Linked DNA regions of Homo sapiens: region 2 is linked to region 1. Evidence: chromatin loops called from intact Hi-C (ENCODE). Cell type or tissue: natural killer cell. All regions are shown on one strand. Links, peaks and the distances in the headings refer to the core of each region. The heading gives the core; the rest is flanking DNA.

The links. A loop is a pair of places that touch in the nucleus more often than their neighbours do. Peaks named below come from ENCODE experiments on the same cell type or tissue, not always from the same donor. Only the 100,000 strongest peaks of a DNase experiment are listed, where the experiment ranks them.
Region 2: a loop joins it to region 1, with 5 times the contacts of the local background. A loop is called at or near these places in 7 of 110 quality-filtered maps.

What each region holds. Positions count from the first base shown.
Region 1 is chr4:159,172,610-159,178,006 of GRCh38, forward strand. All of the region lies in intron 1 of RAPGEF2 (Rap guanine nucleotide exchange factor 2), which reads left to right. Among named protein-coding and RNA genes, the nearest start is that of MIR3688-1, 46 kb to the left of the region's middle. RefSeq lists an enhancer at 2,777-3,509. In natural killer cell, for the core only: a CTCF peak has its summit at 3,108 (motif pointing left); a DNase peak (open chromatin) is centred at 3,092.
Region 2 is chr4:158,253,641-158,259,037 of GRCh38, forward strand. It overlaps TMEM144 (transmembrane protein 144), which reads left to right. Exons shown (of 13, transcript NM_018342.5): 13 at 1-1,776. Among named protein-coding and RNA genes, the nearest start is that of TMEM144, 46 kb to the left of the region's middle. In natural killer cell, for the core only: CTCF peaks have their summits at 149, 2,232 (motif pointing left) and 2,444; no DNase peak of the experiment used is centred there.

The sequences.
Region 1 (5,397 bases), core at 278-5,277:
TCAAATGTACACATGTACAATTTTAAGTTGTAATGCACGCATGCTACTTCCTCTGTAAGTGGGGGAGGTAGAACAGTTATCAGTAGGATAAGTAAAGTGAGATTCTTAGCTTCAAAGGAGAATTCAAAACATGTATTGAAAGGTGAGATACTTCAGAAACTATAACTTGCTGTCCCTTCTAGTGGAGCACTTGATTAGAAAATACATATTTTTACATATTTTTAAGTCTCTGATTCTTCTTTGAAATTCAGTAATACCCAGCATTTTCTGTAACTGCCCTCCTCTGCACCCTTTCCCTAAATAGTTTATCTGATTGGATAAACTATTCCTCTTCTCTGCTCCTTCACCTTTCATGGATAGGTCTAAAAGAGATCAATTTTGAACAGACCTAAAATTTCTTTAGCATTTTAGCTCATTTTCTGACCAATAGTGGAAGGCTTTAATTACATATGTCGAATATTCTCATTTGCTTCTCCTGTCCTCTTGAGAAATAGAAAATTTGAGAATAAGTAGTACTATTGGTGGTTGACTCCTTGGTAAAACATTCAAGATGGGAAAAACAGATGTCAAATTATTTTTGTCTTTTGTCCTAGAAAAATGGCTACAATGAAATTTTCTATATTTAAAACCTTCCATTCAAAGAGTACTTCTTTTTTGCTAAGAGGCAATAAAGAACTGGTGTCCTCAGTGACCTATTCCGCTTTGCTTTTATTAAGACTATCTAAACTCTACCGTGGTAGGACTATTGAGATTTGTACAGTGAATGTTCAAAATGAGTGCTGTTGATAGTGCCTCTGGAATTAGGTTGGTATTAGAAACTTGAGGTTTCCTGAGGGTGATTTGTGCAGACTCTATGGCCCTTTGTTGCGGAGATAGGAGTTCAGTGGAATGATGTATAGCAGCCCCTGTCTGTCCACCCCCAGCTCAACAAGGTTTCTAGGAGGTTTAACTGGAGCCAGACTGTATTTGGGAAATGAATTGAACACCAAGCTGAAGGTTTTAACTCTACTGATAGAGGAGAATTTGTGGGGAAGGTGTTTGGTTGATGTTATTTTTTAATTGAAATTGAAGATAGTTCAGGAATCATTTTATTAGAGAGAGAGTGTATGTCTGTGCCTCTGTTCTCTGTGTGTATACGCAGCTGATTTCTGTTTTTGGTTGTTTTACTTAAATGTTAAATGTAATCATTCACAGCCTGCTAACTTTTGATGGAAAAAACCAGTGCAAATATAGTATGTTAATCTACACATGTAAATTAAAATTTGACTACAAATATTGCAGTCTGAGAGTCTATTAAAATAAGATACTTTTAAAATGAAGATATCTTTTGTTAAATGTATTTTTGCTGCCTAAGAGATGGCAATTCTGGGAAGCTGTAGGCTTGGTGGTGTAATACATTGTTCTGAAGGGGAAATATTTATACTGACTCTTGAAAACAGGAATTGCGAACTGATTTTGGACACTTTCTCTTTTCTTATTTGTTAACAAAATGAGTTTTTGGTGAAAACTAAATTGTTGCTTCTTCTAATGAAAAATCGTAACTTAACAAGTGAAACTTGCTTACGGGATCATTTTTCCCAGGGACGTGACAATTAACATGGTGCATAGTATGCATTTTAGGTTGCTAAACATAACACCCAGTTGGTAATCATAAAAACTGCCTGTGACTTCTGTTGTGACTATATCATTTAACCCTTGTGTTTTCTTCAATGAGAGATAAACTCTTTGAGAATGCAGATTATAGATGATACTTCATCTGTCCCTTAAAATTTATGAAGTACTTGGTACCTTCTTCAGCTCTTGTCCCTTGACACTTGACTGCTCTGGGGCTCCCTGACACCAACTTGAATTAGAAGACGAATGGGATAAAAGAGTGTTTTGTTGTAATTTACAAGTCTGTTTTGTAATTTTTATGGCTAATTAATGAGGTAATTACTAATCACCTTTGTCTCAAGTTTAGGAATTGTTCAAAAACTCAGTCTAAAAAAGCATGCCTTTTTCAGTGGAAAACACTTGAGGAAGTTTTTTGATTGATTTGTTTATTTTTTTCCTCTGGAAAAGAAACCTGAAGAAGTTTTAGACAAACAGGGAATGACTTGAGTCTTTATAATTTACTTCTAGCATTCTTCATACATGTCTTTTCTTTCTTTCTTTTTTTTTTTTTTGAGATAGGGTCTTGCTCTGTTGCCCAGAATGGAGTGCATTGGCACAGTGACAGCACACTGTAGCCTTAACTTCCCGGGCTCAAGTGATTCTCCTACCTCAGCTTCTCCAGTAACTGGGACCACAGGTGCTCGTCACCACACCTGGCTAATTTTGTTTTCTTTTTTCTCTATAGAGATGGGTCTCACTGTGTTTCCCATGTTGGTTTCAAACTTGGACTCAAGCCATTTGTGGGGATTACATATATGGCTGCACTCAGCCATACATATGTCTTAATAAAGTTTAAGCCATACATGTGTCTTATAATGTTTAGGAATCCGAGGCTGAAGAAATATACGAGGGCCTTATCAGCAATGACCAGTAATGTCATTATCAGGTTTTCCTGGGCTTTGATGTGAATTTGAATGAAATCACAATCCTAGGAGATTGTTTTTCTTTTGGGTGTAAATTAGTAAGTTCAGAAACAGTATTTTGCCTTCATATGATTTAGGGTTAAAGTAATTATTGTAACTCTAAAATAATAATTTTTTTTTTGAAAACCATACACTCTGCTATGGATTTTTTTTCTTACATTGTTCAAAAGTATGTGATGATGTAACTCTGGGGTATGAGTCACTCGGATGCACAAAGCACCTCAGCAGGCTGGTGATATGACATTTTTGTTTTATTTGCTCTGGTGCTTTACAAAGATCTGGGGAGGCTGTTTTAAAATAAACATTTCCCTGCTAAGGATGATAGAAGTTAAACAGTTTTAATAGGAGTGCTGATGGACTTGTTCCCGACTTCCTGCCCCTTTTCGTCAGGGACATAAAGAGAAAGGAATCATCATATTCTTTAAGATGATCTTCAGGAATGCTTTAAACCCCCATCTCTGTGTTGACTCACTTGCGAGACCGGCGACTGCTTTTGGGTTCTAGGAAGGACGGTTGGTCCAGTCTGCCACCTTGTGGTTATTTACAGAATTATTTCAGCCTGTATAGGTGTGAGTTTTCTGAAGCCGTAACACACAGATTGAAAACACATTTCCTGCATTTCTTTCTCTCCCTGTTCTCAGGGAGTGCTTAAGATCATGCATACCACCACCCCTGCAGGAATGTTGCCCTTTTCTTTCTTTGCACCCAGCACATCCACCGTTCGTTGCTAGATGCAGAGCTGAGAAAGAGATGTAAGAGAAGACGAGTGTCTTTGTTCAAGGTGCTTCTCTGATCGAGGACATAAAATACAAACCTATTAAAGTGCCCACATAGAGCACATGTGAAGGCCCTAATGTGAATGGTCAAGGTGGTAAGAACTTTAGAGGCTCAGAAAGGAAGTGTTCACTGCCAGTGTTAAATGGGGTCTTGGAGCAGAGGAGGATGGAAGAGTGTTTGGAGGGACTTTGTGTTAGGCTGTACCCAAAGACTGCTGGTCATCATGTGGAAAGGGTACAAGAGGTTGTTGGTGTTTGGGTTTCATTCCAGTGTGGGGAGCCTTGGAACGAGGTGGTTTGAACATGGTGTGCTTGACACAGTGTTAGCAGATACGTGCTCTGGAGGTAACAGGCACCCTCCGCCCCCACCTCAAAGACAGCATTAGCCTTGTTTGGGAAATTCGTGGGTAAAGTTATTAGTCCCTCTCCTGCATGAACTTTAATGTAGTTTGTGAACCTGGCAGAAATATATGCTATACAATGTTGTATAGGACAAGGTACTGTGGGGCATATTTTGGGAAATACTGCAAAAAAATGTTAAAAAGGTTTAACCTGACAATATGCTACTGATGTGTTATATTGAATTACTTCAATATAACAGGTTTTTTTCAAATAATACTTCAGTTGTGTGGATATATTTTGGAAGAAAATATATACAAAATTTTAATTTGTTTTCTAATACCATCCACAGATGAAAAAATATCCAAGAACGGTGCTAAATTAAATTAGGTCTTCAAAGTCAGTTTCAGTAACTCCAATGTGACCTGAAACTTGTGGGAAACCTCTTGTAATTTTAAACAATGTTAAGAGTGAAGTGTAAATATTATAAGGAATGTTTTAAAGGTAGAAAGTCTGTAGGTCCAAATGTTAATGGAATGCATGCAGAATTTTTTTTAACGACTTCATTTTAAGTGTTGTAAAACAGTCTTGAGCTATGGAAGGTAAACTTACATTAGAGAGGAAAATACTTACAGTTTGTTGTCCAGCTCTGCCAGTCTTAAATATGTTCCTAGCCAATCTTTCTTGGAGGAAAAATTAAGTGGCTGTTTTCAAATTGGAAAATTTCCCCATTCTCCTCTTTCTCAATCTTAAGGATATGAGATTTCTTACCAATGTCATTTGGAAAGTATATTTATAACAGATGTGATAAAATATATGTCAGGTACACTTCTCTTTAAACCTAATATAAAAATCTGGATTTATAAAACAGACAATTTAGGGACCCTTATAAGTATTATAAGAATTCATTCAACTTTTTTTTTTTTTTTTGGCATACAGACACATCATAAAAGGATACATTAATTTGTAAAAATTCTGATATATATAGTGTCTCAGGAATATTTTAAATTTTATATTCTTAGGATTACTTGTGCTTTTATTCAGATCTCATTGGCAGTGAACTCAATCACCTTTTTTTCCAGGATCTGATTTTGCCATGAAACTATCAGTACTGAAACTATGTGTAATTTCAGCCACACAGCCTAGTTGCATAGATATTATTCACCGTCTTTTGCAAATATGGTCTCACTAACAAACCCAGGGTCACACAGCTAGGGAGTGGTGGGGATCAGGATTTGAACTCTGCCCATCTGACTCCAAAGCTTGTATTCCTTTTATTACATCTCTCTCCTTCTTAGGATAGCTCTTTTGTATGTTTTAGTGTAGAAGTATTTGAGATCTCCTAAATAAAACACTGCAGCTTAACCATAGCATATCCACTTAACCATACCGTATCAATAAACATAATGAAACTTGCAGAACTTCCCCTTTTCTGCCCCTTCACCATTTGGGTATAGATGTGAATTTGAGCATTGGATAATCTAGCTTTTAACCCCGTTATTAATAATGTTCAAGACGTAACTCTCTAATTCATTGCTAGTGATCTTTTGCCCAAAAGGATAAATTTCATTTTTATCTTTCCAAGTTCCTCTCTCTGATGGATCAACAAGGAAGAATATGTTGGCATCAGGACAGTTCTGGTCCTGTGACCAGTGTCGCTTTAAGCAAGATGCTCCTTTCTCTTCCTCCTTATGTTTAAGTCCATA
Region 2 (5,397 bases), core at 69-5,068, 920 kb before region 1:
CTGTTGGAGTGGGTAAATGATTTTTTTCCCCAAAAATGTGAGAATGAAGGAAGATTGAGTTTCATTCAAGTATAAAAATGAAAATTTCTTCTGATGAACTGTTTATGAAGGTAGTACTTTACTGGGTGACTAAAATGTCTACATTATTATAGCATTACATACGAGGATGCTCTTTTTACCACAGTATGTACCTAGTGTTGCATAATCTAGAACACAGTATAGAGTCCATATACAAAGAAGTTACAGTCCATATTTCTCACCTATTACCCCAGTGAAGTGAGGCAGAAATACCTTGGGCGAGGAGGGAGAGCCTTACCTTCTAATGGAATTAGATTCCAAAGATATTTGGATCCTTTGTTTCATAAAGTAAATGCATAGTTGGTAACTAAATGTTAAAAAGGCCATTTTATTATTGTTAGCCAAAACTTCTGTTTATTTCAAGTTAATATCGCCCAACTCTACATCATCTACCCATTTTAGCTCATAATGCTTTTGATTATCGCCAGATAAAGTCCATTCTCAGAGAACAAAAATTTTTCATCATTGAGAAAATGTGCATAACATAATACATACATACACAAGTATATTCACGTACATAAATACACACAGATATGTTGCTAAAGTGAGATTGTAGGTTATCAGTAACAATTTAAAGGAAACAACCACTCTTTTGAATGTACAACTTTTTTTTCTGAAATACACTTTTCTAAAACCCTCTTAACTGGAGGTTTCCTGTTTTCTTCTTGTTTTAACTGGTGGTTTCCAGTAGGCAAAATAAAATGACAGGCATGCTAGTTTTTTTTTTTTTTTTTTTTTTTTAAGAAAACTGAAATTAAGCCAGGCAGGGTGGCGCACTACTATAATCCCAGCTGCTGGGGCGGCTGAAGTAGGAGGGTCACTTAGCCCAAGAGTGCAAATCTGCCAGCCTAGGCAACATAGCAAGGTCCCATCTCTAAAAAAGAAATTTAATTTAAATTTGTAAGAAAAAAGAAAACTGAAACAGAACTGCCAGTACAATGTTTGTTGCAATTGTTTCCAAAACTTTGAGATAACGAAACCCCTATTCAAATGTAAATTTTACCCATTCCCACCTGATAGTACTGTTTATTACTTTGCTATGCAGGAGAAACAAAACAGCTTTTTATTTGTGTGTATACTCTGAAGTCAATGTGCATGGGTTAAATCCCACCTCTGCTTCATTTTATTTGTGTGGCTTTGGACAAGTTCCTAAGCCCTCTGTGTCAGGCCCCTCATTAACAAAATGGAGTTTATGATGGCATCTACCTCACATGGTTATTGTGTGGTTGAAATTAGTTCAAATCTGTAAAGTATGTTGATGAGTATCTGGTACTTGGCAAACACTATATAATTGTTAGCTTTATTATTATGTGTTGTTTGAAGGGGAAAAAAGTTTTTGTAGATTGGAGAACACCATGTAAGAGCTACTAAGCTCACCACCTTCCCATCCAAACAATTATTACTCCTCTAAATGAATACTACTTAAAAGTGATGGAGCTTCTGTTTGTTTATTGAATTGCTAATACAAATAAATATTTGACTATAACTTCTTATACTCATTTTAATTTTAACCTGAAATGTCATTAAATTATGCTGATAAACTTTGAATAAATTGTGATACAAAAGCTATTTTTCTCATTTAAATATATTTTAGAATTTTATATTGGATAACTTTTAATTATTCTTTAGTTGGGATTTCCAATTTATATGCAAAATTTTAAATGTGAAGTAAAGCAGTTTCAGAAGAAAAATGAAAAATCAGTCTTATTACCTCTATATAATTTATATATATCCCTATATATACTTTGTATATATATATACACACATTTATATATGTATATATATACACATTTATATATGTGTGTATATATATACACATTTATATATATGTGTGTGTATATATATATACACATTTATATATATGTGTGTGTGTGTGTGTGTGTGTGTGTGTGTGTGTGTGTGTGTATATATACACACACACACAGACCTCTATATAGTATATAGTTTCTGGTACCAAACAAGCTTTTTCAAAATGGTTACCAAAAAGCAACTTATTATTTAGAGGCTAGTCTAAATGGGCAGTTGCCAAATCTGCATTTTGTTTGCTCACCTTAGGAAGTGAATGCCTAACTCTCTTGAGACTTTTAGGTTTTATTTCTCCTAATCTAGTATGGCTAAATTCTAGTGTTTATTTTACATTTTTCTGGCCTGGCTTTCTGTCAAATGGCAACCCCATCTGTACTAAAGAGATCCTGCCATCTTGTGTACAGAGACAGAACTACATTCAGTAGAAGTAGCAGCCAATAAGGCTTGTATCAGATTATGGAAATTTTCTACCATAGGAACAGAAAATCCTAATAAATTTTAAAGGATTAATAGCACAGCATCTCCCCGAACTACAAAATCTTCTTTTATTCCTGACATACTGATTTATTTATATTCAGAGTTACTAACTACTAGACTTATAAGTCTCAATATTGATAGAGCTAAAAAACACATTGCGTAAAGGCAAGTTGTGGAACCATGTGCATAGCATAACATTTAGGTAAATTTTTAGTAACCAAAGTAATAAATACTTTCTATAAATACGTATTTATGTAAAAAAAAAAGGAATTTAGCTACTAATAGTCTACTGTTGACCAGAAACCTTACCTGTAACATAAACAGTTAACACATATTTTGTATGTTATATATATTATATACTATATTTTTACAGTAATCTAGAGAAAAGAAAATATTGTTAAGAAAATTATAGGGAAGAGAAAATACATTTACAGTATTATACTATATTTACCGATACCATAAGTTTGCATCATCTGATTGCAAGAAGAATCTTCTGAAATGTTGGGCAACTGCATCTGCAGACCTCAATCTGTGGTACATATCAAGCAATTCAGCTTTTTCTAATAATGTCATGACTTTTCTCTGCTTCTTGGGAGCACTTCCAGCATCACTAGTCGAGGTCCATATGGGTCCCATGGTGTTATCCAAGGTTTACAAGGTTTAATTTTATTGCAATAAAAAATGATGAAAAATATACAGGAACTGCAAGAGATCATAACCACCAGAGGCAATTGACTGGAGAGACAGTTGACTCACCTGGAGATGATTAGCACCACATGGTGCTTTAAGTGGATAGTCGCAACGCTAGAGCTCACCACAATAGCAACGGAGATTTTATAATAGATTTATGTATATTTTACGGTAGTAAATGATAAAATAGACTAGTGTATATATCTATAGTATTATATATATTATATATAGTATTATATATTATATATAGTATTATATATATTATATATAGTATTATATATTATATATAGTATTATATATATTATATATAGTATTATATATTATATATAGTATTATATATATTATATATAGTATTATATATTATATATAGTATTATATATATTATATATAGTATTATATATTATATATAGTATTATATATATTATATATAGTATTATATATTATATATAGTATTATATATAATATATAGTATTATATATAGTATTATATATAGTATTATATATATTATATATAGTATTATGTATATATTATGTAGTATTATATATATTATATATATATATTATTCATCACATACACAAAAAGAAGTGTTCACCTCACTTGGCAAGAGGGACTTGCATGTGTCAATAAGGACCTTAAGACTGGAAGACCCTGGATTATCCAGGTGGTCACAGTGTAATCTCAAGGGTCCTTGAAAGTGGAAGAGAAGAATCAGAGTTGAGAAGGAGATAAGGTGATGGAAATGGAGGTCAGAGTGATGTCCTATGAGAAGGACTAAACCCATGCATTGTTGACTTTCAAGATGAGGGAAGGGAACACAGGCCAAGAAATGTGGGCAGCTTCTAGAAGCTGGAAAAGAGAAGGAAACAGATTCACCCCTACAGCCTCCAGAAAGGCACAGCCTTGCCAGTCCCTTGGTGTTAGCCCATGTCAGGCTCCTAACCTACAGAACTATAAGAAACAACATTTGTATTGTTTTAAGCCACTAAATTTGTGATAATTTGTTACATTAGCAATGGAAATACAGAGTTACATGACTTTTTTAATAATAATTTTCAATGTAAATGTAATATTTTTACATCTTATAGAAACTTAGAAAGTTTCAAACTCCACATATCACTTATTTATCTCATTGCTACCCCTCTTTTTCCTCTTCTTTGGGTACATTAGAAGGAATACAACTTTTGTTCTGGATTTATACAAAGAAACAAACTGGTGTTTTCTCATATCATTCCCACTCTTAGAGTCTTAGAAGGTTTCAAATTTGCAAACAGAGATGCATTGGATATGGTAATGAGATTACTGATCTGAGAGCCAAAAAACTTCGATGATCCTCCTGGCCTTGCCTCTGGTAGGTAACATTACTTTGTGAGGTATTTTAACTTCCTCATATTTGTAAAATGGTTGTTTTCAACTAAAGGAATTCTAAATTTATGCAAACATAAAACTTTGTCACTATGGAGACATTCTAGTGGTATAATTTAATAGTATCCCAAGTTGCTTCAAGGTTCACCTTACATATTTGTATCCCACTCCTGAAGTACATAATGGGACGGGACCCACCAAACATTGAATAGAGTCACCCCTTTGCAAACTGATAAGGTGGCCTGGCACTCTCTTTTTTGAAATCCTAAGTGTGGGCACTTACAACGCTTTAAATTGAGGCCCCCAATACTGATAAAATAGGAAAAGTCTCATTTTAACATGTGACTCTCAAAATAGGTCCACATTTTTTGTGCGGGTTCCCTACTCACATATGGACTAGTAAAATCCACATCCATTTACCTTAATTCAACAGTATCATCTGTGTTATAAAGATGTTCAAGTTAAGCATTTCACATGTGTAAATGCATTTGATATTCATTTTAAAATCCATATTATTTTGTAGGTAAGGGAACTGAGCCTCAGTAAATTGTAGTGCCTTATTTTTAGCCATGCTGCAAGTATGTGACAAAATCAGAACTTTGAGTCAGGATTTTCTACTCTAATCATTTAATATTCATGAAATGTCAACCATGTGTGAGGCATGGAGGATAGAGAAAGAACTACAGAGACAGGGCTCTACGCTACCCCTCAAAAGGAGCCTACATTCAGCTTATGGTGTCATTTCCTTGATTAAGCTTCTCCTCCTCTTGTCTGTCTCCTACAATACTAGCCCATTTCTCCACTTCACACTCTCATTATTTTAGACACTTTTGTCTCTCCTCAGAGCTACGGGCTTCTTGATCTCACAGTACATTTCTGATTTACCTTTGTAGTTTCCCTTCACTGATTTAGGTAGCCAATACAACATTTTTGCAAAATAAGTACAATGAATATTTACTGAATGAATGCAAGTAAGCTAAATCC